2 separate regions of the Homo sapiens genome follow, and region 2 is linked to region 1. Evidence: chromatin loops called from intact Hi-C (ENCODE). Cell type or tissue: PC-3. All regions are shown on one strand. Each heading gives the region's core, and the rest is flanking DNA. Links, peaks and the distances in the headings are about the cores only. Region 1 overlaps MIR548XHG (MIR548X host gene). Region 2 has its middle 130 kb from the start of TMPRSS15.

Region 1 (16,226 bases), core at 4,743-12,742:
TGCTAAGAGTACCTTGCTACCTGTGAACATGCCTTAGTCCTTACTTTGAGCTACTCTGCCCACACCCATAGTCACTACGTTCCAGATCTAATCCATGTGATTGTCATTTCCTGTGCTTTTCCTTCTATTTACAGTACACTGGCAGAATTCTTATTATTTTGCAAATTTCAACTCAGGTGAGGTTTGGGTCTCAGCTTCTTGACAGGTGGTATAGCATTGTGGTAAAAATACGGGCACTGGCACTGGATGACCTTCGCTCTATTCCCTCTCAAACTTTCACTAGCAGTGTGGCCTTAGGCAGGTGACATCATCTTTGTATTGCAGTTTCTTCACTTGTAAAAACAGAGGTATTATCACCATTCTCATAGATGTGTTTGCTGTATTAAATGATTTAATGTATATAAGACATTTAGAAGAGTATGTAGCATATTTTAAGCTCCCAATAAAGGTCACTTGTTAGAGTTTTACTTCAATAAAATGTCCACAACTATTATATTGTAATAATAATAATAGTAATAATATAATAATTATGATTGTTAATTGTATTAATTATAATAATAGATAATTCTTCAAAAAGTCTAAATTACAGAGACTGCCCTCTCAAATTCAGTTATTTCTCATACTCTTTATTACAACATCCAGGTTGTTATCTTTTTATGACATTAAGATCTTAATTACATATGTACTTATCTGTTTATGTGTGTATAATACAGCTCACTAAAATGAAGGTTCAGGTAAGCAGGTACTATGTCTATTTGTTCATCATTATATAATTAGCACCTATAACTGCTTAGAAAGGAGATCAATAACTATTTTTGAATCAGTGAATATTGTCCATAAAATTGAATTTCATCAAGCAACGGAGTGGGGCATGCTTTTAACAATAGAGTGGGAAACCCCCCACTAAGACAGAGAAGGCAATTTATGAGCCTAACAGCAGTGGCTACAGGAACAGCTTGGCAGGCAGCCCTTAACTGTAGCGGACCTTTCACACAAGACAACAACAAGCAGATTCAGTGAAAACAATCCAGCTGAAACACTGGTAGGTGAATGAGCTGGTATTGTAGGCATCTGTCAATAGATAGTAGGTAAGATCCAGGCAACTTGTAGATGGCCCCTATTAATAATTAGTGTAGATATGTGATCAGTTGAGCTGTGGTTGCTGGGTTAGGTATAGCACAACAGGGAATGAGGACTAGAGAAACCAAGTAGGAATTAGTATGCCAGGGGGAGATTTTGTCATAAAAGGTAAAATACTCTGGGCATGGTGTCTCATGTTTGTAATCCCGGCATTTTGGGAGGCTGAGGTACAATTACTTGAGGCCAGAAGTTTGAGACTTCCCTGGGCCACATGGCGAGAGCTAGTCTCTACCAAAAATCAATCAATAAATAAAAATTAGCCAGGTGTGGTGGCATGCACCTGTAGTCCTAGCTACTCAGAAAGAAAGCGGAGGTGAGAGGATGATTTGAGCCCAGGAGTTTCAGGCTGCAGTAAGCTATAATCACACCACTGCTCTCTGGCCCGGGTGACAGAGTAAGACTCTGTCTCTTAAAAAAAAGGCAAAATAGCACATAGCCTAAAATAGATTGTGCTGATAGCATAATGCTGACCAACACAAAAACAGGACTAAGTTTCCTTAAACAGGAAATTAAGCAAAAATTGTTTTTACCTCTAATGTTCTTATGTCCACATTGAAGGATAGCTAAGAAAACTTTTTAATACATATAAACTATGCTAGACACATTGAAAAGCAAACTAAGCAAACTTTTTTTCTAAAATGAATGAAGTTACATTTAATGTGTATTTTACATGATGATTTCATTGTGCTTCACTTTGTCTTTGATTTTCTCACTTCACTTAAATCATTGTATCTATTTTTCTTTCCTCTGCCTCTTCTGCCAAATAGCTGATCTTATTTGAATTAAAATTGCAGCTGTCTTTATCAATCTTTCGTGTTACATATGGATTTAAAAAATAAATTTACAAGTACAAAAACTCATGACATTATTCAGCTCATGAGCTAATTCAAGATTCATTTGTCTTGATGTAGTTGTTTCCATTCCTATGCAAATTCTGCTTTGTTCTTTGTATTGACATTTTCTTCCATTTCACAGTTGGTGGAATTAAAACATAGACTAAAACATTACAAGTAAACTGTCATTATACTAATGTAAAAGCTCAAATTATCCTAATTATAACCATTAATATAATTCACAAACAAATGCTAATGCCATCACTGGTTATGTGGCATGTTGATCCTTTCAATTTATATATCTTCCTTGGGATTCTTTGTTTTCACATCTTGAAATAGTAAAAGTTATGCAGAAATATCTCAAAGCCTCTGTGAATTAAGCCACTTTACCTATAAGGCACTAAACACTAAAGTTAAAAATAATTAAGCTAATACTTGACATGAATTTTTTTGACATGCTTGAAAATTATTTTGGAAGCTAGAATACCTAATTTGTACTTTTGATTAAAACAAAATGTTTATCATTCTTTTTATATTATAGCCACATGTCTAGGTAGGGAGAAATGAAATTACTTTCTAGAGTTGGGTAATTATATTTGATATTACTGAGAAATTGCTATCAAAATAATACATGTCTAAATGGAAAATAATTATAATTACACATTTTCAATCTGCCAACACTACTGGATTTGTGAAGAAAAATAGTCTTTGAGTATGTTCTTATTTTCAAACTTTTAAACAAATCAAAAGATGTCATTTTACTAATATCATGGTTCGCTTATCTCTGAATACACTCAAATATATCCTTAATGCCTATGAAATTAGTATTAACCTTGTCCCCACCACATATAATTTTATAAAGACTGATATTCCTACCTGTCGACTAATTGCACCAATAAACTTCACTACAAGGACATAATTAATAGACCGTAATATTTAAGAAGGTGACATTTCTCACATGTTTTGAACTCTTGACTTGGAATTTGAAAAGGAGAAGAAGTTACTGATACCAGGATTTTAATCTAGAATAGTATCCAGTTGGCAGTTAACTGAAACAGCTTTTTTTCCCTTAACAGCAATAAAACAGAAAGGACTAATTACCCCTTTTTATAGGTGCAATTGGAACTTAAAACTCTAGAGACAGTGTGAGCAATAAAGCACTGTTAGAGTCTATTTCACCATCTGCACCTTAAAGTTAACAGCTACCAAATCAACAAACAAACAAAAGACTCAATTATGTTAAATATATTATTCTAAGGTTGTAAATTGTTTATTAGCATTCTGTTCTGATTCTAAGTAATTAAAACAATTTCTTAATAAAATGTTCAGTTCATATATATTTTGAGAAAATTAGAAATTTTTAAACAAATGCTAAACAAATGCTAAATCTGTTTTAGAATTTTTAAAGAATAATTTTAAAAATATCTACCCTTCACTTCCTCTTTAAAGAAGTTAATTTAATTAAATAACTAAAATTGTCTCTTTCATAATCTGAACATTTACAGTGTTTTCTTAGTAAATACAAAGCAATGCCATCTTTAAAATGGAGACCAAATATGATGATCAAACGTGCATTTATGCCTTGAGACACTCCCACTATTTTCAAGCAAGATAGTTTTACATACATCTGTGAATGTAAGAATGAATCTTAAAATATGCATTTTCACATGAAACAATCAAATATGGAAACCATAGACTTGGGAAAGCACATGTAATTAGGTTCTTTGTTTACCAATACAAAAGTAAATCTATCCATGTAGATTTTAAAAAATAAGTCAAATTCTAAAATTAATGTTGATAGATATTATGTATAATCATCATATTTAACCTGAAGAACCATAGGTCTTCAAAACCTAACCTTTGAACAGAGTTCAAAATACAGCCTTTTTCTACTTAAGTCAGGAAATTCTAAAATAAGATTAGGCAAGAGGATAGGGTCTGTGAGTCTGAAGAAATACTTTAAATAATTCATTTTAAATTTTAAATCAAGGTGATATGCTTCTCAAAGTTTTAATGAGAACATCCTTTTATATTTCAATGCTACTTTTTTCTAGACTTCTTCACAATTTTGAAAATTACCATAAATTTACCATTTAAAAAAGTAACCATGTCACAAAGTGTTCAGAAAATCCCTTGTCCACACTCTTTCAAATATAAAAAGTCAATCATGTATCATTCAGAAGTAGTCTTACATATATTTCACTGATACAAAATGAGATGCCAGGCATTTATTGGGAATCAAGATATTCATTTGCTATGAATGCTAAAATAATCACTACCTTATATATGTGCTGTATTCACCCTTGCTGAGTGAATGAATAGGCCACCATTTTCCAAATTGCAAGGTCCCGCCAACAAAGGGAAAGGCCAGATTATTAGTTAGGTTCTCTCTGATTCCTTGAAGACTTGACTTATTATATGGGCCTCCTACTTTACTAAGTTTTCAGTTAGGAATTGTTTTTTCTCTCCTCACTGAAAAGAATATAAATAAAAGCCTCACTGTTTCTGCTGTGCCATTAAATATTAGAGATGGGAAGTGAAGGAATCAATGTTCAGAAAGAGCAGGAAGTAGGATAGAAAGAGGAAGGAAGGAAGAGTAGGAAGAGTAGGAAGAAAAGAAAATGCAGACCTCACTAATGACCAGGCAATATTGACCAAGTCACATAACACATTGCACTGAAAAACGTGTGGCCAATGTGAAGCACAGTTTCCTGAGATAGGAATAAAATTATAAATAAAAAGAACATGTTTAATAAATGGTGTTGGAAAAACTGGCTAGCCATATACACAAAACTGAAACTGGACCCCTTCCTTACATCTTCTACAAAAATCAACTCAACATGGGTTAAAGACTTAAACATAAGTCCTAAAACCATAAAAATACTAGAAGAAAACTTAGGCAATACCATTTAGGACATAGGCATGGGCAAAGACTTCATGACTAAAACACCAAAAGCAATGGAAACAAAAGCCAAAATTGATAAATGGGATCTAATTAAACTAAAGAGCTTCTGCACAGCAAAAGAAGCTATCATCAGAGTGAACAGGCAACCTAAAGAATGGGAGAAAATTTTTGCAATCTATCCATCTGACAAAGGGCTAATATCCAGAATCTATATAGAACTTAAACAAGTATACAAGAAAATAACAACCCCATCAAAAAGTGGGCGAAGGATATGAACAGACACTTCTCAAAATAAGATATTTATGCAGCCAACAAACATATGAAAAAATGCTCATTATCACTGGTCGTTAAAGAAATGCAAATCAAAACCACAATGAGATACCATCTCATGTCAGAATGGTGATCATTAAAAAGTCAGGAAACAACAGATGCTGGAGAGGATGTGGAGTAATAGGAACAATTTACACTGTTGGTGGGAGGGTAAATTAATTCAACCATTGTGGAAGACAGTGTGGCGATTCCTCAAGGATGTAGAACTAGAAATACCATTTGACCCAGTAATCTCATTACTGGGTATATACCCAAAGGATTATAAATCATTCTACTATAAAGACACATGCACACATATGTTTATTGTGGCACTATTCACAATAGCAAAGATTTGGAACCAATGCAAATGTCCATCAATGATAGACTGGATAAAGAAAATGGAATACTATGCAGCCATAAAAAAAGGATGAATTCATGTCCTTTGCAGGGACATGGATGAAGCTGGAAAGCATCATTCTCAGCAAACTATCACAAGAACAGAAAACCAAACACCACATGTTCTCAATCATAGGTGGGAATTGAACAATGACAACACATGGACACAGGGAGGGGAACATCACATATCAGGGCCTGTTGGGGTGTCGGGGGCTAGGGGAGGGATAGCATTAGGAGAAATACCTAATGTAGGTAACAGGTTGATGGGTGCAGCAAACCACCATGACACATGTATACCTATGTAACAAACCTGCACATTCTGCACATGTACCCCAGACCTTGAAGTATAATAATAATAATAATAATAAAACACACGTATGTCTTTTGACTGTCTGGTTGGTTGGTTGTCTAGTTTATTAGTTTGCTCATGAAAAAGTCTTTGGGCACACATTACTATTTTTTTTTTCCCGAGACAGAGTCTCGCTCTGTCACCCAGGCTAGAGTGCAGTGGCGAGATCACTGCTCACTGCAACCGCCACCTCTGCCTCCCATGTTCAAGCAATTCTGCTACCTCTGCCTCCCATTTTCAAGCAATTCTCCCACCTCAGCCTCCTGAGTAGCTGGGATTACAGGCACATGGCAACATGCCCAGCTAATTTTTGTATTTTTAGTAGAGTCGGGGTTTTGTCATGTTGGCCAGGCTGGTTTCAAACTCCTGGCCTCAAGTGATCCACCTGCCTCGGACTCCCAAAGTGCTGGGATTACAGGAGTGAGCCACTGCGCCTGGCCAGAGGCATACTCTCTTATAAGCAGGTAAGGCTTCTTCCATCCCCCAATGTATTTGAATGTCTTTAGACATTCAGCAATCTCTGGCATTTCATACTAACTGAGCTTTTAAAAGTAGAATCAATCATTCAATATTTTTCAAGCTATGTTTTAATATTTGGGAAAAATACAAAAGCCAATCTGTCAAAACGTATTGAACCTACAGTGAGTTGCTAATTTTCAAATGCAGAAACCAAAGTCTGGTCAGTTACTTCATTCTTTGGAACACTCAGATTAGACTATAAGCATGCAGTATCAATATCTCTGCAGACACTTCAAGGAAAGCTTGATTTGAGCTCCTATTATCTAAGCTTTCTAGGTGTAAACTTCACAATAATTAATAAAAATACTTGATTCTATTAAAATTTTCTTTGCTAAATTCTATATATAATTCCGAGAAGAAGAAGGATTGACAAGCTTAAATCCCTGCCTCTGTTAGAACCACCTTGCAACTAATTCATTTTTTATGTGATTATTCAAAAATTGATATTAGGGAATGATTTTTATGTAACCAGCAAATTGTTTTTAAAAAAGTTTTTTTTTTTTGGTCCAACCATGTCTGAAAATTGCAATGAAAAAACAACTTGCAAAGTTCAAAAAATACAATTTTTACCAGTTTTTTAATTAAATCATTAATTTTTCTATCAAAATAATATGTTCATATTATTTGAAAATAGATGTCACATTTTACTAAAAGACTTCTATAAAATCAAGGACAATATTATAACCACAGTCTCTAGCTATAGAAACAGCTACTTTGAAGCATTTTAGCTGTTTTTTCCTAAGCCTAATTTCTAATTTCTTTTTTTTTTCAAATTTTTGGTATTTATTGATTCTTTTTTTAAAATTATACTTTAAGTTCTAGGGTACATGTGCACAACGTGCAGGTTTGTTACATATGTATACATGTGCCATGTTGGTGTGCTGCACCCATTAACTCGTCATTTACATTAGGTATATCTCCTAATGCTATCCCTCCCCTCTCCCCCGACCCCACAACAGGCCCCGGTGTGTGTCCAAGTGTTCTCTTTGTTCAGTTCCCACCTATGAGCGAGAACATGCAGTGTTTGGTTTTTTGTCCTTGCGATAGCTTGCTGAGAATGATGGTTTCCGGCTTCATCCATGTCCCTACAAAGGACATGAACTCATCATTTTTATGGCTGCATAGTATTCAATGGTGTATATGTGCCACATTTTCTTAATCCAGTCTATCATTGTTGGACATTTGGGTTGGTTCCAAGTCTTTGCTACTGTGAGTAGTGCTGCAATAAACATACGTGTGCATGTGTCTTTATAGTAGCATGATGTGTAATCCTTTGGGTATATACCCAGTAATGGGATGGCTGGGTCAAATGGTATTTCTAGGCTTAGACTGACAATAAAAAAATGGCAAAAAGAACACATGATTTCATTTTAACTAAACCCCTAAAAGCTCCGGTAAGCCATTAAAGAAGACTGAGCAAATTGGATATAGAGTGATAATAATAAATAAACAACAGCAACAATGTTTTGAAGCTGAAAACTAGGAAGATGAGAAGATACTGACTTATCAGAGTAGGCAAATCTGAAACATTACTGCCAATAAAAAGCCAAGTGATGCACCTCTAAACCCAGAAGAAACTCAGAACTAAAAGAACTAGTATTTCTGCAGAAATGGGTGCTGGTAAGGTTGAAAAAAAAAATAAGATTAATGATTAAAAGCCTGCAAAAACAGCAAATAGAATATTGGAAACTTTCAGCCAACTCATTGAGTCAGTCTATTCTGAGGCAGGAAATTTACTCTCTGGTAAGATTTAGTCATAAAGACTTAAACTCAGAGCTACCAGGTCCCCGTAACTGCAGGGGTGAAGTATCTACTAAAGATAAGGGAACTTTAAGAATGTCTACATATATACTAGGGAAAATCTAAGGTTTTATTTTTTTATCATTTTTTTGTTTTTATTTTTTCCCCAAATGAACCCTCAGAAAACTCCAAATAAGGCTTTCAGAACCCAGGAAAAATATGGACATCTAGTACGAGAGAAATTACATATGATACTGACGTTTAAGGGAATCTAAGTGGAGTGCCCATTTACCAACAGGTGATCCTTAGGCTTATCAGCCCATAATCCCAGCCCATTCATACTGGTCTCATGTCAGATATGTATTTTTTTTCACCCTTCTCTTAAATATAAACAGAAAGCCAAGATCACCAAATATTGAGAAAGGACACAACACGAAGATTGAATTCAATCAAATAGGCAGCAAAATAAACTCAGTGGAAAAGAATTAGACTGTAAAGTGAGCAAAGGGAAACTTATAAAACCTAATAATATCCTTAAAAGAGAAGAGGTATTATTCTATCCATAGGAAAACAACAGGTTGCTATAAAAGGAACATTCAAAGAATAAAGAAAAAGCCACTGGAAATTAAAAATGTGACAATGGGAATTTTTAACCAAAAAAATTTAGAAATACATTTAAGAGATAATGTTACTTAAAAAAAGGCTCTTGAGGCTCTTGAAGTTATATTATATAACAGGCATAGTACAAAGGAGACAAAGCCCCTGACTTTATGAAATCAGATAAGAAACAACAAAAACAACAGAGTTAGGATATGGAGAGAAAAGCAAAGATTTACAACTACAGGGTGATATTTTCATCTGGGGCATAGCTCAAGAAAATAATCTCTCACCGAAAATAGAAATTGAAAATTGAAGAGAAAATAAAAGAAAAAAACAGAAGAGAAATCAAGAGATGTATCTATAGATATACCAAAGGAAGGGAAACTGAATACATTAAGAAGAGAAAGATAGCAAGGGAATAATAAAATAACTTTTTCCAGAACTAAGAAAATTTATGTTTAATGGAAAAAAAATTATCAAATTAACAAAATCAATGGGAAAAAAATAAAACTGGAACCTCTATAAAGAAAAAAGCAAGAATATGTAAACTGGGATGATTGTTTTTTAACAATACTAGAAGCTGACAATAAAATAATGGCTTACATGATTTTCAATCTAGAACTGTTTACACATCCAAAAAGTCAATTAAGGGAAAGGGCAAAGTACAGACATTTTTAGGCAGGTAAGTCCTGAGAATGTTTACTTCTTAAGCACTCTTTCTCAGGAAGATTCTGAAGGTTATGCTCCACCAAATTTAGAGACAAACCCAAGAAAGACAAATACATGATAGCCAAGAAATGGTTAGCCAACAGAGAAGAAACACAAAAAGAATTCCACAATAAATGGGAAAGAGAAGTCCCAGAATAACAGCAGTATGGCCAGCTGGAGATCAGCCAGCTCAGTCTGGAACATGATAATGAAAAACTTCAAGAAGAAAACCATCAAGGAAAGAAGACAAAATGGAACCAATGATACCTTATAGATTTATGTACTATATGAATTTTTGAACTGTACTAAGAAAAAGCTAGCCATTTTAGAATTCCATTAGAAAGTTTGAAAGTGATTTAGTAATAAGAAAATAGAAATTAACCAAACAAATAAGCAAAATTGATAACACCAGTAAAACAAAAGCAATAAATAAGAATGGAAGTACATTAGCAACTTGGTAATAAACATATTTAGGTAGCCATAATTATTTAAACAATAAGTATTGGACAAACCTTATAGTATGTTTATACTAGGAGTATGGGGAAGAGAAAATATTTGTATGTGGTAAGGTGGAGATGTAAAAAAAGCTAAAACTTAAAGTACTTTCAATTCAATTTCCCAACTTTCATTGTTCTTTTATACCAATATCATAATCAATGGTTGAATTAACGTTTAGAATATCATGACTATGCACATATTGTTTATACGCACGTAGCACACCACCATGGTTCCTTTTTTTCCATGTTATAACTTTATTTTCCAAGAATGCTTCTTCTGGTTTCTTTTTCCAGCTTGTGTAATGAGAGATAGTACATTAATGATAATACATTAATGATAGTACATTAATGAGAAAAAGGTGAGAGACCTTTTTCCAGTTTGTGTAATGGAGATAGTATGTATCAATCTCTCTTGCAGAGAAGGTGGCAAAAGCTTCCAAAGTTTTGTTTGTAAACTTGAATTTAATTGCCTTGTGTCCAGACCCATAGCAGCAAGATTTATATTTTCATTCTGCTGTCACCTTCTCCATAGCTTGACAAATGCATTAAATTAACTAATTCATTAATCATTAATTGAAAACAGCAAAAATCTTCAGGTTAGATGAAAAGATTATCATCCAACTGTGAGGAAAAGGTGGCTAGGCGTAGGCATGCACTGGTTTGTTTTTTAACATAAATTTGACACTTATTTCCTGTCTGTCTTCCATTCTAATTCCATTTCACCTCACTGGTCCACCTGACAGTTGAAGTCTGGAGCCTCTTAGGGATTTAGGGGGAAAATTGGGTAGGTACCATGTGTAGCCTCTTCCTGTAGATCCTTCTTGTAGGTCTTAGATTTTAACTACTCCCTCTATTAAATGTCCCCATCTTTCAAAGCTGTATTATGTTATTTTACTGATATCTTCTCCCTTTGTCATTTTAGATTAGGTTTTTTAAAATGAACTTGCAATCATTATAGTAGGGCTCAATGGTGTAAGTGAGTAAATAGGCCAGATATGTAATTATACATTTTGTACATGAACAGGTTGATGGGTGCAGCAAACCACTATGGCACGCGTATACCTATGTAACAAACCTGCACGTTCTGCATATGTACCCCAGAACTTAAAGTATAATAAAAAAAATTCAGCTAACGAAGTTTACCCACATTTAGGTCTTCCTTCTACAACTTTCTTTTAGTATTTGTACTATCGCAATAACCAATCCTAATATTTCAATGGTTGGTTCTAAACATGCAATATTTACTACAAATTCATAAACCAGATGATTATTCTCAACATATATTCCACTATATTAGGCTATTACTTAAAGACTCTTTTCATTTATCTTCTAACTATGACATTATCCTGGGCACAATACATTTATCAATAGTGCTGAACACTGCTTGAGCATTTCTAATAGTTTTATCATATTGCTGAAGTAAGTGAGCTTAATTTTATTCAAAATGATCAATACTATTTTACATATTCTGCTATTTAGATTCATCTATTCCTATCTTGTATTTGTCTTGGGGATTTTTTTGTTATAATTAAAGGGTTTATAATTATCTCAAATTTTAATATACTGTTCAGTATGCTATTTTTTTAAAAAAAATAAAAATTCTACTAACCTCCCATTTGTTGTTATGTTTGATTTCGATGAACGTGCTATCAATATCCTCACTCAAGTTATTAAGCTAAAAACTGTTGAGACAAAGTTGAGAGTGCAACCCAGTAACATAAGGCTGTAAACTATCAAAAAGTTGGCATCATTAACCAGCATCGTTTACTCACTGTCACAGAAATGGTAAGAACAGTCCCTGATTTAAATCATCCCAATTTCTCCTCTTGTTTATAAAAACATCATGACAAATCTGATCAAATGCTTTTATTGAGACAGAGTTTTTATGCCACTATTTATATCTATCAGCTTACTGCATCTTATGCTTTACTGACACATGGTAAATTGTCCTACGATTAGGACTATTTTTGGTTGAAATAAAATAAACTTCACTAAAACTTAAGCAGAAAAATAAATTTATTAAAAGGATGGTGAAGTGTTTTAGGAAATCCCATTCAGGGCCTCAGGAATACAACTGGAGACCTAGATCTTGTGGGGAAACAAGGAGGTCATCATAGCCTTTCTTTGGGATGTCTCTGCAATTTGTTCCATTCTTCTCAACCTATCTCTCTACACATTAGAATAAGGCAACCAAAAACACATAAGATGTAGATATTTCAGTGCAACTATACCCCCCAAATAATTTTCTCTCCCTAATTCCAAGTTTTAAATTCCTTTGAAAGGATCTTCAACTTCAGCTGGGAGCCAATTATTGAATAAATAGGATTGACCAGAAGGACGTACTTTGCAGAAGGAGAAATAATCAGCTCAGATTTATTCAGTTTCTCTTCCTAAACCAATAACCAATAACCTCCACAATTATCAGTTCTTGCAACAGCAATTTAAGTAATGTGGGTGCTCTGAAAATTAGGGAGGGAGAAGTTATCTAAAAAGGTCAGGTAAAGAGGTTGATGAGTGAGTTGGTCATATGGTTTAATAAAGTCTACTATTTGCTGTTTAAATAAATACTTTCTTTTTTCAAATTGTAAAAGGGAAAACTTTTTCCAAATGCCAAACTCAAACTATCTTGTGTATAACCACAAATAATGTAGAACCATAACAATTGTTGGTCAGCTGTTACTTACAGAAACAATGCCATGAAGCCACTATTCTATCACTTTAGCCTGTTTGGATACCGTCCATTTCTCTTCTATTTTATCTTTATATCTGGATTAATCAAGACTCTTTCTTGATTAAACGATGGAAACTTAACTCAAATTTGAACTCTTGTCACAATCAACTGAAAATTCAGGGAAGAATGACTTAGAAAGCACCAAGTCCAGATGCTCAAATAATATCCTCAGCAATGTCTTTCATTATCTTTTAGATCTACTGATTTCATTAACAGATGTCTCTTTACATATAGTAGTAAAAAATAGTCGCTGGAAACACCATATATGTACTCCACTATCTTGCCATCTCCAGTGAAAAAGTCTTCCTCTCTTCTGATTATACCAGATAAAATCATAAGACTGAATTTATTTGGTCTATCCTCAGTTATACGCTTTCCTATGATCACCTTTGTGGTCAGTGCAATCACAACATATGGACTGACCATAAAGGACTTGGAAGTCCCCAAAAGGAATAGTTGCATTTTGTAACAGCAGAAAGGATTGCTGTTTGGGAGAGAGTACAGAGGCACCCACCTACAACCACAAACGCTTGCATGCTCCTGTGGAGGAGATGAAGTACAGTTTTATCCCTTTGATGCCTCCAGTGGTGATATCTGGGCCTCTGCTCCAGTCCCTTTGCTTAATATTCAAATCTATTCTAATTTTGTTCTAATGCTGCATGCCATGCACTATATGATCAATTTAAAATGCCCAAAGCTCCTAAAAGGAAGATATCAAAGTACCATAAATTGCTCACCAGTCTAAGATTAAGGTTATCCTATTCGACTAGTGCAGCCGGAGAACTGATTGGATCAGTGAAAATAATGGGCATCGAGTGGTTACTTTCTTCCTGTGAGTGAAGTATTTTCCATTATAGCTGATTTGACTGATTCAGGTTGTAGATATTGAAAGTATTTTTTATGCCTCACTGGGTATACTTCCCTGAGCATGAAAATGTAGAGCTATATAGAGAGTTTCCAGGATAATGTCATTGAGAAGATGAGAATGGAATCAGTTCAAAATGGAGGTAAATGTTTATTTTTTTTATAGGAGCTGAGATATTTTATCTAAAGAGACAAGAGAGTAAAACAATGTAATGCACTGATCCAGTTCATTGGGTCAAAGTAGTAGTGAAAGCTTGTGTATTTTTGAATCTTCTTTGTATTTTTCTTTCTTCAGTATGAAGGGAAGCAAAATCATCAGATGTGAGTATTTCGTGTAGGGTTGGAGGTTTGAAGACAGTGGGCAAGGTAATGAAGCAGCCGTCTAGTAGACTGGGAGAATGACTGGACCAGGGAAATGCTGGACTGTGGCTGGGAGTCACTGTAGTCCACTTTAGGTAAATGGCATGAAAGTAATGGGGTACCAGACTACCTTGTTTAGTGTTTTTCTCCAGCCACATTCAACTATATAGAGATAAATAAAGTGTCAGATTATTGCCAAAGAAGCAAAATAAAAGAAGGGATCCAAAGACAGTTAAACGATTCAGCTATGGTGTTTAAGGATGAACCATGGGATTTAACTTTTTTGAGAAGAGCGTGAGACCATGGGAAGCAAACTCTCAATGAAAATGTACCAGGGAAATTGCATGTAAGATTCCGTCGAGGTGTGAAAGGCTGGGTATTTTGGGAAATGTTCTGGAAAGATAAAGGGTGATGTTTAGAGAGTTAATGTATAATGTATAATGTATAAATGATCCTGGGGTGGGGAAAAAGTTGTCATTATTGCTGACAGCAAGGCCTATATCTGTGTAAGAAATGGGAATAGCCTGAAAGACTGATTAGAATTGAGATCAAGATTACTGGAGAAAAAAAGTCAAGATAGTAAGAGTCCATTTGATTGGAAGGATCATTGTTATGGACATATAAGACATAAATTGTAACAGCAGTGGTATTGAGGAGATGGCAGTGACTCAGGTACAAAAATCTTCAAGAAAGCCTTGGAATGTGTTTTTGAGTCGGAAAAAGGGGGTTATTGGGAAAATGACTGCAAAAGGAAAGATTTTTGGCTGGAATTGTCAGGTGACCTGAGATTCAAAACACGAGGAAAAGAGAAAGGTCTGACATACAATAAAGAGCAATAACTTTTTCTTCCTCTCTGAGTCCTACAGTATGAAGAATGTAAGATAGAAAAAAACATTAGCATTTGAGAGGATTGAAAGAGAAGCATTCTCAGCAGAGCCAAGATTCACTTAGAACAAAAGGGTAAGTAGGTACTTAATGTAATGTGCATGTGATTATTATTTTTATTTTTGAAACACTGAGCCTTTGGAATGATGTCTTCATTTCAGATTGTTTTTGCATTTCATAAGGAAAGAAAAACTATTTTAACAAAGTAGATGCCAGACCTATCAGAATGAAAGAGAAACGTAGGTGTCCATATCTAACCATATAAAAACATCTCTTTGTAATAATGTGCTTTGACATTTTTGATATATGAAGTGCTTGTGAGTCATTAATCAACTGTCTTTAATTAAGAGATTCAAAAAGGAATTGAACAAACAGCAGAGAATAGAAATAAAACCTCACATCCTTCCTCAGTCATTTGCAGGGGGTGGTAGGTGTAGGAATAAAATTCAAATGTTTATGACATATTGGCTCTGGATGCAAACTTATGATTATCATGCTTTCATGTTGGGGGATTCAAAATGTATTTTAATCATGTAATTGCTCAGTTTTGATTCTACCACTGAATACAGTTTCCTGAAAATCAATAGTAATCACCATTACTCTCTTTCTCTAGTTTTCAATGCATACATTTACTTCCTTGAAACAAACATCTCTCTACGACCTCTTTGTCACATTGATGAATGGTGTTAAAAGAAAGAATAATGTATTTAATAAATCCCAACATTCAGTGAAATCGAGTTCTTTGTAAATTACTTTGGCTATCTTATATTCGTCTAGCAAAACTTAAATAATAGTTGTTTAGCAATACATTTAACAATTTAATTATTTATCTTCATATACAGATTATTGAACCACACTACTATTTGCTTCTCTTAAAAACAGGTATTTTTTTCTTTAAATAAAATGATACTGCAGGACACTGACACACAACTCTCTTTCCTTTAGACTAAGTGCTAAGTGACCCATATAACCATCTCAAAATTTCTTAAACAACTTGCTGTAAAACTAGATAAATAAATGTCTTGTGCAATAGCCTTGCAGAGAGGTTATGTTAGAGATGAAGCAAATTAGAATTGAAAAAATACAGAATATAATAGCTGCTGCGTGATTATAAATGGAGGGCAGTGCCTGCCTGTCTTGGGAGCTGAACCAATCAATCTGAGAGTCTTTGAAATTATGAATGTTGTTCCTTTCAGTGTGAACCTCAGCACTTTTTTCAGGTTTTAGCACTGACATTTTTGCCTCACAGTTATTTAGCTATAATTATTGTTTCAATAAATCTAGGCAATGTATTTAATAAATAAACCCACAGATAAAATGTCATTCAAATTAATTGGTGGTTATTCTCAGTCATTGCGAGAGGGAGCCTCTCTTGTGGGAGCCTCTTTTG
Region 2 (16,226 bases), core at 4,845-12,844, 67 kb after region 1:
GTCCCTGTAAGCAAAGGAAGACATAAATGTGATTGAATAAGAAATTGGTACAAATAGGTTGTGATTTAGAACAGATTGAGAAATAGGAAGAAGAGAGACTACAATAAAAAACATGGTAAAATTATTGAGATATTCTGAAGACTTTGGTTCATAGCTATAAAAGGAGTCTGGGTGGATATTAGGGACTATAAGTGGAGCCTAAGTAAAAAGTGATTTGGAAAGAAAAACATTTTGAAAAAAGATCAACAATATTAAAAAATTCAAATGAACAATTATTTCCTTTGAATTTTTTAATATAATATAATTTTTAAAAATATATATGTGTGTATATACATTTGAAATCAGGAATAAAGAGATGTGAGAGTCTCCTCTTTTAAATGCATTGGCTCATAGCCAGCTTGAGAAGTATTAGCTGCTTTTCAGGAATAAATGATGACAGAACCAGATAAATTAGAAAATATTGGTAATATGCTAAATATTAATATAAGCTACCAAAATACACATTGACTACTAAAACTTTAATATACATTAGTATAAAGTTCAAGGAATGATTAAGAATGTGTTTATTCCATTAGAGTTCAAAACATAATAGTTAATTGAATAAATTTGTTGATCTTTTTACACCTTTTAGATTACGTAGAAAAACTGATCACCTCTGATGACAGAGGATTTCTGCATTTATTCTTTCAAATATTTAATAAGCAAAGATTGTATGACATACTAGATTTCATCCTATAGACTGAGAGTAAGAAGGTAAAAATATAGGCAAGGTTTCTAGTATCATGGTGAATATTTCCAGTGAGAATAAAAATATTAGTAAATAAAAAAATTATGACCTAGGAAATGCTACCAAGAAACTAAAATACTGTGTTCTACTTCCGAATGACAGTAAAAAGGGGGAAGCAACTTAGATAGCTGACAAGAAACATTTCTCTGAGAAGGTGATATTTTAAGCAGGAATCTAAATAATTAGAAGAAATCAGCTTAACAAAGATCTAGAGGAAAAAGTCAAGTTGGAATAAAAAAAAACATACAAAAAGATCCTTAAGCCAAGAATGATAAAAGAAGTTAAGAAAGACTATTATCAAGTGGACTAGAACATTTGTGCAGAAAACTGGGGCCATGATCAGAGGTTGGTTTTTATTGAAAGGACATAGAAAACTTTAAACAAAAAAATAACATGGTCTGATTTGTTTTAAAAAAGGTCACTGTCTGAAGAATTATAAAGGGACAAGTGGAAGCAAAGGACCCAGCTAGATTATTGTAGTTCAAGAAAGAGATGATAAAGACATATAATAGGATGACAGGCAACAATGTGGAGCGCTGTGCGTATGTTTTGGTTTATTTGCAGACGCAGAATGTGCCAGCTGAATTAAATTATTTCTGTCCTTGTTCCACCAGCACCCAGCAAAGTTTCTTTGTCAAGAAATATGAAACTTAACTACTTTAGTTTTACAATAACTGACCTACCCAATCCATTTTTTCCTTTCTGTCTGTAATGCATTAATTCTATAAAACACATTTGAAAAACTTGCTTTTGTTCAGTAGGGAAAACCACATTTTATTTTTATATCATGGTGCACAGATATATGAATTACCTCCTACCAATTAGGATGATATCAAAATGTAAATATAATTTATAGGGATAACTTGAAGGCATCATCGTTGCCTATTGCATAAGTATCATTTGATGATAGCAGAAGCACAGATAAGTGTGTTTCTAGAATATCTGTTACTAAATTTTTCATAGCTTATTAAACTATAAAATGACTTAAGGTACAGTAGATGTAAGGAAGTACCTACTGCTCTAGTATAGACCCAAGTTTTAAGCGTCTCTATTACTTTTCCCACCAAAGGTATATAATACTTAAGGCATCATCTACTAACAGAATAACTTGACCCTTAGTCTGCCTTATTCATCCAGAAAGAATTTTGAAAAAGGAAATTTCATGGCATGACATGTAACAGTCTAGGGTGCTTTCCATTATATGTATGGTATGAATATGTCCTAATAGTGTTTCACTTGCTTTTTCTCCTTGCTGTTTCTCCAAAGACGCCTCTGTTGCATCTATCATTCAGGATACAATCAATACCTATAACTCTATAAATACAGTGACTCCAGTATCAAAGAAGACCTTAATGCAGAGATATGTCATGTTCTTTGGTTACATGATTGTATGTTATAAATTTAAAAGTTTTCCCAAAATAATATAATTCTAAAATATTTTAATCAAAAATTCACTGGAGCTTTCAAATACTTTGACTACTTATTTAAAAATTATGTGGAATAAAACCTGTAAAATTAATTAAATGCTGTAAAAGAAAAGTAATAAGGGAAAGCTTAGCAGAAGATAAAGCTGTGATAATACACATTACTACACTAACAGAAACCAGATGAGAGAGCTAAGGTCCTAATGTAGGCATGTATGGGAATCAGGAGTGCCATGAGGATCTTACTTAAAATCCATTCTAAAGGGATTATTTGCTTCAGAAATTGCCATCAGGGACCAGGCACCCTGGCTTATGCCTGTAATCCTAGCACTTTGGGAGGCTTATGTGGGAGAATCGCTTGAGCCCAGGAGTTCGAGACCAGCCTGGAAAATACGGCAAGAACTCATTTCTATAAAAATAAAAATTAGCTGGACTTGGTGGTACATGCCTGTAAGTCCCAGGTACTCAAGAAGCTGAAGTAGAAGGATCACTTGAGCCTGGAAGGTTGAGGTTACAGTGAGCTGAGACAAATCACGCTGCTGCACTCCAGTGTAGGCAAGAGAGCGAGACACTGACTCAAAAGAAAAAAAAAAAAGAAAAAAAGAAATTGTCATTAGGACAATGACTATCTATTTAAAAAAAAGTTTCTTAACTCATTTTATATGTAAAACATTTCAGATAATAAAATTTTAAATATAAAAAAGTAAAGTAATAGGAAATATATCACATATTATTCACATTCTTAGGGAAGACATAACACATAACATGGAACATAGTAACCATAAAAATAATTACCATATAGAAATTAAACATTTTATCAGGAAAAGAGGAAAGAAAAATTAAGTAAAACATCAGGTTGTGTTTGATTACAGCTCTCTTGAGAACTGAACTTAATACTCTGCATAGCTAAAGAAAAAAGAAAAACAAAACTTTTATTAAACATCAAGTTAAAAAAAAGGTATGCATGCTATCAAAGTAGAAGTTCAGGCCATTCACCAAATAAGAAATGGAAAGGTTCACCAAGTTAAAAAAACAGTGTTAATTTTTTTTTAAGTTTTATTAATCCTCTAAAAATCTGCGAAACATATTTAAATGAAAAGAATCAATAGAAGGAGGAGGACATGAAGACGGGAGAGAGGTGAAAGATTAGAAAAAGAAGAAAGAAATGAAAAGATATGAGAACTGTTATTCTTACTTGTGAATAAAGATACAAAATATTTTTGAGTCTTTTGTAAAAATAAATGGGCCTCTTTTTGAAACATTCTCCATGCTCAATAGCATAGGGATAAACTCTTCTCTGGAAATTTGGTAAAACTGACTGGCGAACTATCTGTTCTTGTGTCTTTTTTGCAGCCAAGTCTTAAAGATCATGGTTTTTCCTATGGCTATAATTATATCAAGTTTCTATCTCTTTTTCAGTTAACTTTTGCAATATAAATTTCAAATATGTTATTTTCATCTATCTATCTGATTTAAAGAACAATACATGGTACATAGTTTTGTCCCAGATTTTAAAATTACATCTGTAACTGAGGACATTCAGCTCTCATTAACAAAGGTGCATTCTTGGGATTTCTGCATTTGCTTATTTAATGAAAACAGAGATGTTTTTCTGTTGTAATTTTTTTAATTACTGGTTATAAGTCTTATTAAGTCTATATTTGACTTACTATTTCATAGTTTCTTTAGTACTGTTTACGACATTATTAAGAGCCTATGTATGTATTATCCCATCGTGCCATGAACAGCTTCATGAGAATGGAGTATTATTATTACGATTTTACAAATCAGAACCCTCGTCTCCATAGGTTAAGTAACTTTCCCAAGGTTACACAGTGTCAACTAAAGAATGATGAGGTTCATACGTTTGGAAAGGAAAGCTTTATTTCCCATCAAGGGTTTGCAGCCTGCAGGGTGGCAAACAGGCTGGGAAGCACAGGGCCAGCCGGAATCTGAACACAGTCACTTCAAGTGTGAAAAGAATAAGACAAGAATTTATGCTGAATGGGGTGACCAAATATACATACTCATTAAGCTATAGGAGGAGTTATGAATATTTATGAAAGGAGAAACGTGCATGCGCAGTTGAGTTTCATGCCTCTCTCCACGGATCCCAAGTTCAAAAACTGGCAGTGTTAGCATTATCCAAGGGTGGAGTCTTTGACCCACTGTTATCAAAAGTTTAAGAAGAGGACCCAAACACTCTTGCCATGCATCCTTCATGGTCAGTGCTGTCTTATAAGGAAGGAAGGCTGGTTGGTTGTTTTATTATAACCACAAAAAGAAGGGGTACCATCAGGTGTTTGGTTGATATCAGAAGTGGAGCCAGTCTCTGCAAAGCGCTGGTTTCTTTTTAGCCTTTAGGGAAGAAAGCCAATAGTGGGTAGCGAGGGAGGAGCTAAAATCAGCTGTGTCGGACATCCCCCATCCTGTCATGGCCAACAACTCAGTTTTGAAGGTGTCTCTGGGGTTTCCTTGGCAAAGAGAGAGTCTGTGTCTTTGCAGGGCTTAGGATTTCATTTTTATTTCTCAATAGCTGATAGAAAATAATTACTTGAAGGTAGGTAAGATTGAGTCCAAAGCCCAAGCTTTTAATTATTATCCATTACTTTGTCTTTAATGCCATCTCCCCTGCTAATTATTTTTAGTTTAATTTTTTTGTTGTTAATTTTTCTCAATGTTTCAGCCATTATGAATAATTATATGTGTACCATGTTATTTTTGTTTTGCAATGATTTTTGGTTTCATTTAAAAATGTGAAGACAATTATTCATGCCCATGGATGAAAGAATTGAGAAGTTCAAAATAGCTCATGATGAAAAGTATCTGTGGTTGGCCCCATGCTCTAACCATTAGGCCTACACTTAGGGGGCAACTATTATCATAGTTTATTTTCTGTTTCTTCTGGTGGTTACATACATTCTTTTTGTTTTTGTTGTTCAGCACTTTATTTTTTTAATTTTTTAGTTTTTAACTATGATAACACAGTAATTTTATATATTTATGAAGGATATGTAATGTTTTAAGGACCTACAATGTGTAATGATCAGATCAGGGAAACCGGGGTATCCATCACCTTAAGGCTTTGTTATTTTTTTTATGTTAGAAACATTTCAATTCAACTCTTGTAGTTATTTAAAAATATACAATAAATTATTGCTAACTGTAGTCACTCTATTACATCACTGAATGCTAGATCTTGTTCATCTCATCCGACTGTATTTTTGTACCTATTAACTATCTCCAGTTTATCACCCCACTCCCTACTTCCCTTCCCAGCCTCTGTCAACCATTATTCCACTATCTATCTCCATGAGTTCATTTTGTTGTTGTTTTAGTTCTCACATATGAGGGAGAATCTGCAATATTTGTGTTTCTGTGTCTGGTTTATTTCACCTAATGTCATGTCCTCCAGTTTCATTCAGGTTGTGCCAAATGGACAGAATTTCATTCTTTTTTGTGGTGAAATAATATTCCATTGTATAAAATGTGTCTATATACGCCACATTTTCTTTATCCATTAATTTCTTGATAGACACTCAGGTTGATTCTGTATCTTGGCTATTGTGAATAGTGCTGCAGTAAACATGGGAATGCAGGTATCTCTCTCTCTCTCTGTTTTTTTTTTTTTTTAGACAAAGTTTCACTCTTGTTGTCCAGGCTGGAGTGCAGTGGCACGATCTTGGCTCACTGCAACCTCTGCCTCCCAGGTTCAAGCAATTCTCCTGCCTCAGCCTCCCAAGTAGCTGAGATTACAGGCACCCACAACCATGCCCGGCTAATTTTTTGTATTTTTAGTAGAGATGGGGTTTCACCATATTAGCCAGGCTGGTCTCATACTCTCAACCTCAGGTGATACACCCGCCTTGGCCTCCCAAAGTGCTGGGATTACAGGCATGAGCCACCGCACCCGCCGATACACTGTTTTGTTGTTGTTTCTTTGTTTGTTTGTTTTTTAAAATGTATACCCAACAGTGGGATTGCTGGATCTATAGTAGTTCTATTTTTATTTTTCTTTGTGGAACCTCCATATTGTTCTCCACCTCAAATATGCTGTGACCTCCTAGCAAAATGGGAATTGGCTCACTTTTAAAATCCTTACTTTCCATGTAATATTAATTCTTACATTGTTATTTTTATTGAGATAGCATTGATATGTTATATGTGCATCCTCTATTTTTGTTCCATCAACTCTCAATACATTCTTAACTTTTTTCATTTTGAAAGAAGAGTATGTAACCACTTTCTCTCACCACTTCCACTCTAAAACATTTTAAATTATATCTTCAGGTTTTTCCTGGAGATAATCACTTCCCTTCTGTTATAAAATTATCATTTTTCTAACGTATAACTTACTTGTAAAATTTGAAAACTAGTAAATAGTTTTTATATTTGAACCACATATATCGGCATATATCTGACCATTCTGTATTGTTTTGTCCTTTCTATAAAACCAGTATCTCTTGGCCACTAAACAGAGAGCCTTTAATGTTTGTTAGTGCTCTTAGTACATTCATGTATATGGCAATCTTCAATGTTTTTTCTTATTCCTATTTTATTTTTTATTCTTTCCCCAAAAATTAACAGTTTATGTCCTCATTACAGATTTTACTGGTAGAGTTTATTGGTTTGAGACTTCAACATACATGTCCTCTCACAGTGATTATTCTAAATAATTTAATACATATTTAAAAATTTAAAACATATAATTAAGCTCATATTTTTCTAGCAATTTCAAGCCATATGTGTTTGTGTATGTGTGCATGTGTGAGTGTGTGTGCATGGAAAAGAGCAGGACATAGTTCACCTTTAAAAATATTATCCAGTAGATTAGGCAGTAATTCCTAAGAAATAAATGCCATTATTTGGTTCTGGGTATTAACATTTACTGAATAATTTGAGCTCATTAATGACTACCTTGTCAATTTTATACCAGATGAACTAAACTATTAAATGTCCTTTGATGAATAATTTATGTTCTGAAATCATTCATTGCCATTTTAAACTAAGTATTATTTTAAACTACTGCAGGGATCATTTATATGTTATATATCTTTTAAATGATATAATATTTGAAATGTAGTACACAATATATCTATTATGCTCAGTATATATATTGTTATGTAATTTTGTAAGTTGTAAATTTATTAGTTTTAAAATAATGCCTACCATGGTGTGTCAGATTTATTATTTACATGCAAGCTTTTTTTTTGTTCATGTTTTTAAAATTAAAATGTGTACTCTAATAATGGATTCTACATGTTTTGAACCACAAATAGACACGAAAGGAGATGCAACTACAGACACACTATGATGAGAATTACACTTTGGCAGTAATGTTAGATTTTAGATATTGAGGGACAAATCATACAAACATTATTAAAGAATAACATTTATCCTCTGGTTGTAGTTTTTAAAAAAGCTACCCAGGATTTATTGTAAAGCTGTGAGAAAAGTTGACAATATTCCTATGGTTGAGAATTTGGGGTTAAAATAAAAATAAGGATGCATTAATGCTTAAAGCTTTCCAGATAAATGCAATTGTTAGCAATATGTATATTCTTGCCAAGACACGGATGGTGTGAGTCATCTTGTGTAATGACTGATGTATTGCTTTGGCAGACAGACATTATCCAGCCTAAAACTGGAAGCACTGAAGTCCTTGGCAGTGACAGCTGTGTTTTCATATGGAATACTTTGAGGTTGGGAGGTGTGATTCACACAATAGGAAACAGACCTAATAAATGCTAGGATCCTCTTCTTCATGACATAAGGCTTACAGATTTTGTAGAATGAAGCTCAACTCAAAGATGCATTTTTGAAGTGTGTATTATTCCACTTGTTTAAACATGTGTACATAAAAAACTAGTCAAAGCACATATTGGTAACAGAAAAGACTTAACCTAATGCCACCAATTTTGTCCTTCGTAGAAATATAAATCCCTCATGAAGCCATTACGTTGTACTTTACAACTAGCATATGAAATATGAAAATAGTAGTATAAAAATGACAGGCTAAAGGACAGGTTCAGTGTTTTGGAAAATTACAGTTTTGTGTGTGTCTGTGTGTGTGTACTTATATAATTTTGTAAATTGTATCTTGGTACTGTGGTAAGTTAGCAATGGCCTTTGCAGATGGAGCAGGTGACACATATTTGAAGCTTTTTTTAGAGATGGGAGAAATATTTTCAGTTTAAAGTAAATGTCATTGTAAATTATTTCTGTCATATCTATATATTAATATTTTAAAAACTGAAAAAGTTTATGAAGAAACCACTAAAAATATCTCTTAAATTGAAAATATATAGTGATTCCAAATCAAATATTATACGTAACTGAAATGAGTATTTTAAAGAATCTTAGAATATACAAGACCATGAGTTTCATCTGACTCAGAATAGAAAAGTTTTCCTATAAGTTGATATTCTTTTCAACACTATTCCAAAACTGAATGCAACTCCACATTTTTCTTGTGATATTAATTTGCTTTGGTGAGGGACCAACGACACACACACATATATATGCACACACACACACACACACACACACACACAGAGCCAGTAAGTTCAAGGTTAACAAAGATAGTAGTTTAATATTCATTTTCAGAGAAGCTGTCTGATCACTTGGTTTATTCAATGGGGTCTCAGATATATTTTACTGACTTCGTTCTCACAAATAATTATATGAAATTGAAATACAACCCATGATAAAAAAATGTTTGAATGTTTGAATTTTGAATATCCAAGATTGAGAGAATTTAGAATTGTTAGAGATTTTAGAATGATGTTCAAAGTTAAGAGAATTTTGAATAAACATAAATGGATTTAAAATGCCACTTCTAAAAAAGTAACCAGATAATTAATTTAAAACTGAAGAAAGTCCTTCAAAGAAAAGAAAAAAGATTATTGATCATATAAATGGCTTCAGACTAGAAATCAGCACATTAAATCCAGAATATAATGTATTTGCTGAGTGCATATGAGTGAATTATTTACTTTATTTTTCAATTATTTGCTGTGGAATGAGTTAAAGGCTGGAAAGGGGAGGAGGGGCAGAGGAATAGGGAGAGGTTGGTTAAAGGTTACAAAGTTACAGCTAGATAGGAGAAATAAGTTCTAGTATTTTCTAGCACTGTAGGGTGACTATAGACAACAATATAATTTATATTTTTAAATAGCTACGAGAGGATTTTGAATGTTCCCAACACACAAAAAAATGATAAACATTTGAGGTGATGGATATGTTAATAACCCTGATTTGATCACTATACATTGTATATATCAAAATATCACTATGTAGGCCAGGTACAGTGGCTCACACCTGTAATCCTAGCTCTTTGGGAGGCCGAGGCGGGCGGATCTCCTGAGGTCAGGAGTTCAAGACCAGCCTGGCCAACATGGTGAAACCCGTCTCTACTAAAAATACAAAAATTAGCCATGCATGATGGCAGGTGCCTGTAATCCCAGCTACTCGGGAGGCTGAGATGGGAGAATTGCTGAACCTGGGAGACGGTGGCTGCAGTGAGCTGAGATCTCACCACTGCACTTCAGCCTGGGTGACTAAGCGAGACTCTGCCTCAAAAAAAAAAAAAAAAATCACTATGTACCCCATGAATACGTACAATTATTATGTGTCCAATTTTTACGCTTTTAAAAATTTTCTTCTTTTCTTCTCATGATGCTTTAGGGCACTGGTCTTGGAACTTTTCCTTGCATAAGGATCACTGTCAGGGTTTATTAAAGGACAGATTTCTAGGTACCATACCCAGAGATTCTGATTCAGCAGGATGATTTGGGATGAGGCCTGTATGTCTAACAAGTCCTCAGATGTCAAATGTCAGGGGACCACATTTGAGAATCATCACTCTAAGGCAATGATTACAATTCCAGGTAGACTAGAAATTAAAAAAGAAAACAGCGGGCCAGGGAAATGGCAATGAGAAACAGGAGTCAACTGAACCAGCTGCCGCTGGCCAAAGGTAGAACAATTTATACAATAAAATAAATAAAGTAGTGTTGGATTATAACCCAAAGTTTAAAGTAAATATTAATGAATCCATAATTATATGAATGATTAAATAAGCAAATGATTGGAGGAAAATAGACAAATCTCTGCAGTATCCCAAATAATTTATGTAGATACTCTATCCTTGAGGAGATGAAGCATAACCCCACTCCTTAAATATGGATTGCACATAGTGACTTCTTTCCGAAGAATGCAGTGTGAAAAATAGGAGGGAAAACGTCAATTTACAGTGGAGAAAACTAACAAATGTTACCTCTGCTGGATGATCAACTTTAACATCAAACGTTATGTTATACAGTGTTTAACCTTGATATAATGTGATGACAATGGGACCTTACCTCTGTGTTCTTTCTCTTAAAATCCCTAATCTAATCATGAGGGAAAAATCAGACAAGTGCTAATTGAGGGACATTCTAAAAACATTTGATTCCTCAAAGCTATCAAGTTTACCCAAAGAAGGGAAAGTCCGAGAAACTATCAGAGCCACGTGGAACTTAAGTAGACACAATGACTGCATTAAAAAACAAAAAGAACATTTAGTGAAAACTAAAGAAATCTGAATAAATCTGGGCTTTAATTATTAATAATGTATCTATAATTGTTCATTAATCCTGATAAATATACTGCAGTAATTTAACAGATAAACAGTAAGGAAATCTAGATGTGAGATACATCAAATAATTAAAATATCTTCACAACTTCTCTATACATCTAAACAATTGTCAAATAAAAAGTTTATTGCCAGAAAAAGCAGGAAGGATTGCTATGGTTAAGCAATTGCGAGATTAGGAGAAGCAGATTTCCATGTAATTTTCTAGTCATTTTTTTTTCTCATTAAAAGAGAGTTCTGGACACACACACAAACACATACACAGAGGGAGAGAGAGAAAGAGAGAGAGAGATAAAGAGGTGGGTAAGTCTAATTGGGCTATTTTATTTTATTTCATTTTATTTTTTGGCTGCTTCACCTAAATGCAGTCTCTACCTCAAAGAGACTACCTCAATAGTTACTTAGGTGACTACCAACTACCCTAGTTTTCACTTAGGTCTTGAAGCCTTCCTTATTGAACCTCTAATTTTTTAAGAAACTGACCCCGTTTGGTGCAAGGAGTGGGGCATGTGGCTGAGACCTAAAATAATTAGCTGAATTTCATAATCGGAGCCATATATATCGATAAGCATGGGATTTAATTCAGCTAATCAGCCTAAGCAAGGCTAGTGCTGGAGGCTTCTGGGGGACAAATTCTACTGAACTGTGTGGCACACAGACATAAAATCTGGAAACACTGTTACCATTTTCCCTTTAAGTCCAGGCTTTGGATAAAGCTGACACCATCACTGAAGACAGAAAAGAAAAGGCTTTGTAATTACCTAGAATAATAAATCCATGCTATTGTTTAAGTAAAGTTTCGATTAGAATTTCTATTATTTGTGACTAGAAACACAGTAACTGATACATGTAAAAGTATATTCCACAATAACCATATATCAAGTGAAGGAATTTTTAAATATATATGCAATAATTTGAAAAGGTTCTTTTTAAAAGAATAACAAGTGATATGGCATTTGATTCATCTAGGTTAAAACTGCATAAAAAAGCAGCTACAAAACAACATAGAAATAAACTTGTTATGGCAATTTCGTGATTCATCAGATTTTATTGGCTGAGCTGCAAATAAATATTATGCATCATTTTCCTTTATCCTTTTAATTTTTAAGCACAAAGTTTCAAACCTTTTCATTGACCTGTTAACTGTTTAAATCTATATTATCTTGAGAAAATTGAAAAACAGTTTTAAATGTTTTGATAATATTCTTAATGACAGAATTTATATAATAGTGACTAATTTCTAAATAAATCATTGGCTAATTTCTAAATAAAAGTAAACCATATTTTAAAATATTTTCCACTTAGCTTCTATATCCAGAAACTATGGAAAAAAGGTATTAGTAAAAATAGGAAAGGCAACATTATAACCGATTTGGTAGTGTGCCTAAGATGATACATTAACTAATATGAATTTTTCTATCTTGAGAAAATATTCTTGTGGCAGGTATCATTAACTGAGAATGATTCAAGGTGTCCTTATATGACTTGGGGACCTTGGGGAAAAGAGTATTGATGCGTATTAGTCCCTGAGGACAATGGCTTTAATTAAGCTTCAAGTAAAAATGGCCTCAACTGAAGTGCAAGCAGCGCTAAGTGAAATCAAACTTAAAAGTTCCAGAGACAAACACTCAAGTTCATGTAGGACACTGCAAAATATCTTTCTCCAAGAAACTTTTGAAAATATGAAGTGATACATTCCTAGGATTGTTTGAAAATGTAAGCTTTGCAAATACTTTCTCTTGGAGGAAACGGTACAACAGTGCTAGAGGCACCTCCCTGTCCTGGCAAAGTTTAGCATTAGAAGAAGTGGCTTTCCTGTCTGATTTTTCATCTCGGTGCTTTTCAGAGGTCTATCTGTTACTTTCATTGGGAGAGCTAGGCACAGTTTATCAGCGGCTGGCACAGACATATATGTCATGATTTACAGGGTTCTGGTGCTCTAGAGTCTCCTGTATTGAGCTCATGTTTGGAACTGCAAAGAAGCAAATACAGCCATTTGTTTTTCAGTGATAAACTGATGTAGCCAGTTGTTTTTCATTCAATTTTGCAGCTTCGATTCAGATTTCAGCGCTCCAATAAATAGGGTCTGACAACTATGACAAGTGTTTCAGGTATGTTTTAATGTACACTAAAGTGCATCACTGTGTCCCATAAGGATAACATTGGCTCTCAGCATCATCTTTTTGCCTTTACTTTGACTGTCACACTAATGATGGAAGATAAAAGCTTAATGCATTATCACACTTTACAATCTCATATCATTTTTTAAAAAAAAGCATAATGAAACCTTATTTTGTCTATTTTGTGGTAACTACACTTAAACAGCCAAGAAAATTAAGTGCACTTCAGTTTAATCCTCTCGTCAAAAACATTATAACAAGCAGTGCTTCATCAATTACTTACCACTTGACCTTGAAGTACTAATTATCAAACTCTTTAGTGTCACTCCTGAGAGCGATGAGGCTTTCCCATTCATTCTTCAACAATTCACCCTGCCATAATATTTTAATGAAATAAATAACAATATAGGCTATCTATTATTTCATTGATTTACATGTTCTTTAGATAGAGAAAGAGAGAGAGAGAAACAATATATTTGGTAGATTAAAATCTACAACTCAGATATAAAAATAACTACAAGAGACTGGCCATTTTGTTCACTGTAAGCAACTCCATTTGTCACAAGTTAGTTTTAGATGCTGATAGTTTGATAAAAATCTCTAAGTAAGCTTTTCTTTAGCAATTTTTAAAATACCAAATTTTTTATTAATTTTTAGAACTAGAAGAATGTGGAAATAAAAATTTCAAGAATATTCTTCTTAATATTTTCTCAAGTTATAGCACCCAGCAAGTTACAAGAGTACTCATGAGTATTGCTGAAAAAAAACATACTGGCTTCTGAAATTTTCAAACACTTGTAGATAATGTTCTAGGCATCAGATGGTTTTCAGTTTGCTTTTTCCTTATTTTATCAATTCGGTGGCATTTCAGTAAGTGATCATGAAATTTTTGCTAATTTTCCATATGTTAAAAATAACTTTATAATTGCTACTTTCCTTCCTCCACGACACTCCACCCAGAAACACCAACTCTCTCATAATCCTTACAGATGAAATCGTCCTTAAATTTTTACATCTATGTGTATACGTGTATGTTCCTCAATGCTCTTATCTCTGTGGTGTGTTTTTGTTTGTCTTTAGAGTAGTCTAAAAGGATAAGATCTTTGGTCTGCCTATTTTTGTTCCTTTTCTTTCCTGAAAAAAATAGATTTCTTCACTTTAATCATATTACGCCTACGTGTGGCAGTTGCTTAGAGGAGGGATTTAAATGTGTACAGTTTGCTTGGAAATGGGGTGAAGCTTGAGAGCACTCAACTTGTTGAGTGTCTTAAAGTTATTATTACTAGAATGCACTTTAATTTTTATTTAGATTGTGCATTTATTTAAATAGCTTAAAACAACATTCAGACACAAACTGAATGTTCGTTTATTGTTCTTTCGAAGGTAGCTCTAAAACCTCCTCTGAAGCCACCCCTCAGCATCTCTACTGCTTAGTCATAAAAGGGTTCGGATTGTGGGCTGGCAGTGATTGTGCTGACCTGTGAGTCCCACTCATTTGCCTTTCAGCAGCTAGAGAAAATCTTTCTGCCCTGGCCTTGAAGGGAAAGACCTGGCAGTTTTCTGACCTTGATTACTCCAGGGACAGCCCGTCTCTCACTGTTCTGAAAGACACTGCATTGCCCTGAGCCCTTTTTATCTCTGTCATATGCAACATGACCCCTGTTAAAATGTGGCAGGTTTAATATTGATCTTCTCCTTTAGGATTTAGTTCTGTTCATGTCAGATGTAGATTTAAAAATTTATAGGTACTGAACGTACCGAATAACTAACACCAAGACTAGATTCTAAGTATATAAAAGTGCTTACAAGACCTTAATAAAGAGTGGTTGCCTTCAGTTTAGTCTTAGCTCTGCCATTCAAGTCTTGCTTCCTGAATATATTGTAGATATATAGCGAACAAATCTGAGTTTGCCTTGAAAAAGGTACTGAGAGATTTGGCCAAGAAATTCTCACTCATCTGTTTGATGGTCTATGAGTGCCCTCCACAGGGTACTATGCAGAATTTTTTCTCTAAATTGTTGTCTCTGTTTAATTTTCTTGAGTGTTCTGTCTTGGATCATTTCTATATTAGAGAAAATTCATAAAGGCTTGAAAAGAAATTAAATTCCTTGATCTAATTTAGTGAATTTAGTGAATCATTTAAGTTAGGAAGCAAAACGTCAATACCAGCCTAATCCTCACTCCCACTGTACATCATCCTGCTGCATTCAATTGCTTGATAAGAAACTTCTGAAAAATGCTATTTGGTTCTTAAACAACAGGTAATGGATTTTTAATAGTTTTTTTCAGCTGTTCTTTCTGTAGGAAATTGAGTTAAGGGCACACATGTTGGCAATTACTCTTTTTTTTGATGGTATTTGTTTGAAACTAGTACTTAAGAAATCTACAGCAATCTTTATACTCTTCTAGGTGATTCATTCTGAGCACCTTGCTTAAATTCCTCATGAAACAGAGAGACCTCCTCCTTACTCTTTCAAGGGATATCACGGGATAGAATTTAACCAAGGGATAGCAAAGATTCCACTATGTCTATATTCACTCGTTTTGAAACTAATAAATTGAAGTGGACAAGAAATCATTACTAGAATAAACAAAATAAATAAATAACACCCACAATAGAGAAAAATTCCTCTGTAACAACTAGTTATTGCTTTGTCAGCTCTTCAGAGTCAGTTCTGGGGAGAGTGAGCTGAGAGATCTATCAGGGAAATGAAAGCAAAGAGAACCCAATATTTCGATCAAAATGGCTTTCTCAAAATAATCACAGAGAGTATATTGCCATTTTAAGAACAGATGCTGAACAGTTAAAACCTTATCCCTCTAAATATGAAAGAAAAGGAAAGCTTTCTAGCAACAGAAATGCTGGGCTGACATGCCATGTAAAACACAAGGCAGGCCAGCTGGGGTTGACATGCTATTGAAACACAAGGCAGGCCAGTAGAGCTCTGCTCTCAATGGTTAAGCCTGGACACGCCTGAGAACCAGCAATGCAGAGTATCCTGACGCCCAGCATTGCTCCCTGAGTCCTTGATGAAGTCTACTTTTTTATAACTGAAGCCACAAATGACACACTAGGGCCTGGAGGAAGAGGAACACTTGTTCTACTTTACCCCCATTGGCTAAAACACACACACACACAATCTACTTGATATTGAAGCATATTAATTATCCATAAATATAATTTCCTAACTATAAAAAGAAACAAGTCAAAAACAGTAAGAAAGCTGATCAATGGGAAAAAAAACTGAAGTCAGCCATGA

The links. Hi-C counts contacts between places; a loop is a spot of excess contacts. Peaks named below come from ENCODE experiments on the same cell type or tissue, not always from the same donor. Only the 100,000 strongest peaks of a DNase experiment are listed, where the experiment ranks them.
Region 2: a loop joins it to region 1, with 4 times the contacts of the local background. A loop is called at or near these places in 2 of 110 quality-filtered maps.

What each region holds. Positions count from the first base shown.
Region 1 is chr21:18,588,212-18,604,437 of GRCh38, reverse strand. It overlaps MIR548XHG (MIR548X host gene), which reads left to right. Exons shown (of 4, transcript NR_109925.1): 3 at 14,818-14,911. Among named protein-coding and RNA genes, the nearest start is that of MIR548X, 90 kb to the left of the region's middle. In PC-3, for the core only: no CTCF peak of the experiment used is centred there; no DNase peak of the experiment used is centred there.
Region 2 is chr21:18,521,080-18,537,305 of GRCh38, reverse strand. No RefSeq gene overlaps it. Among named protein-coding and RNA genes, the nearest start is that of TMPRSS15, 130 kb to the right of the region's middle. In PC-3, for the core only: no CTCF peak of the experiment used is centred there; a DNase peak (open chromatin) is centred at 7,855.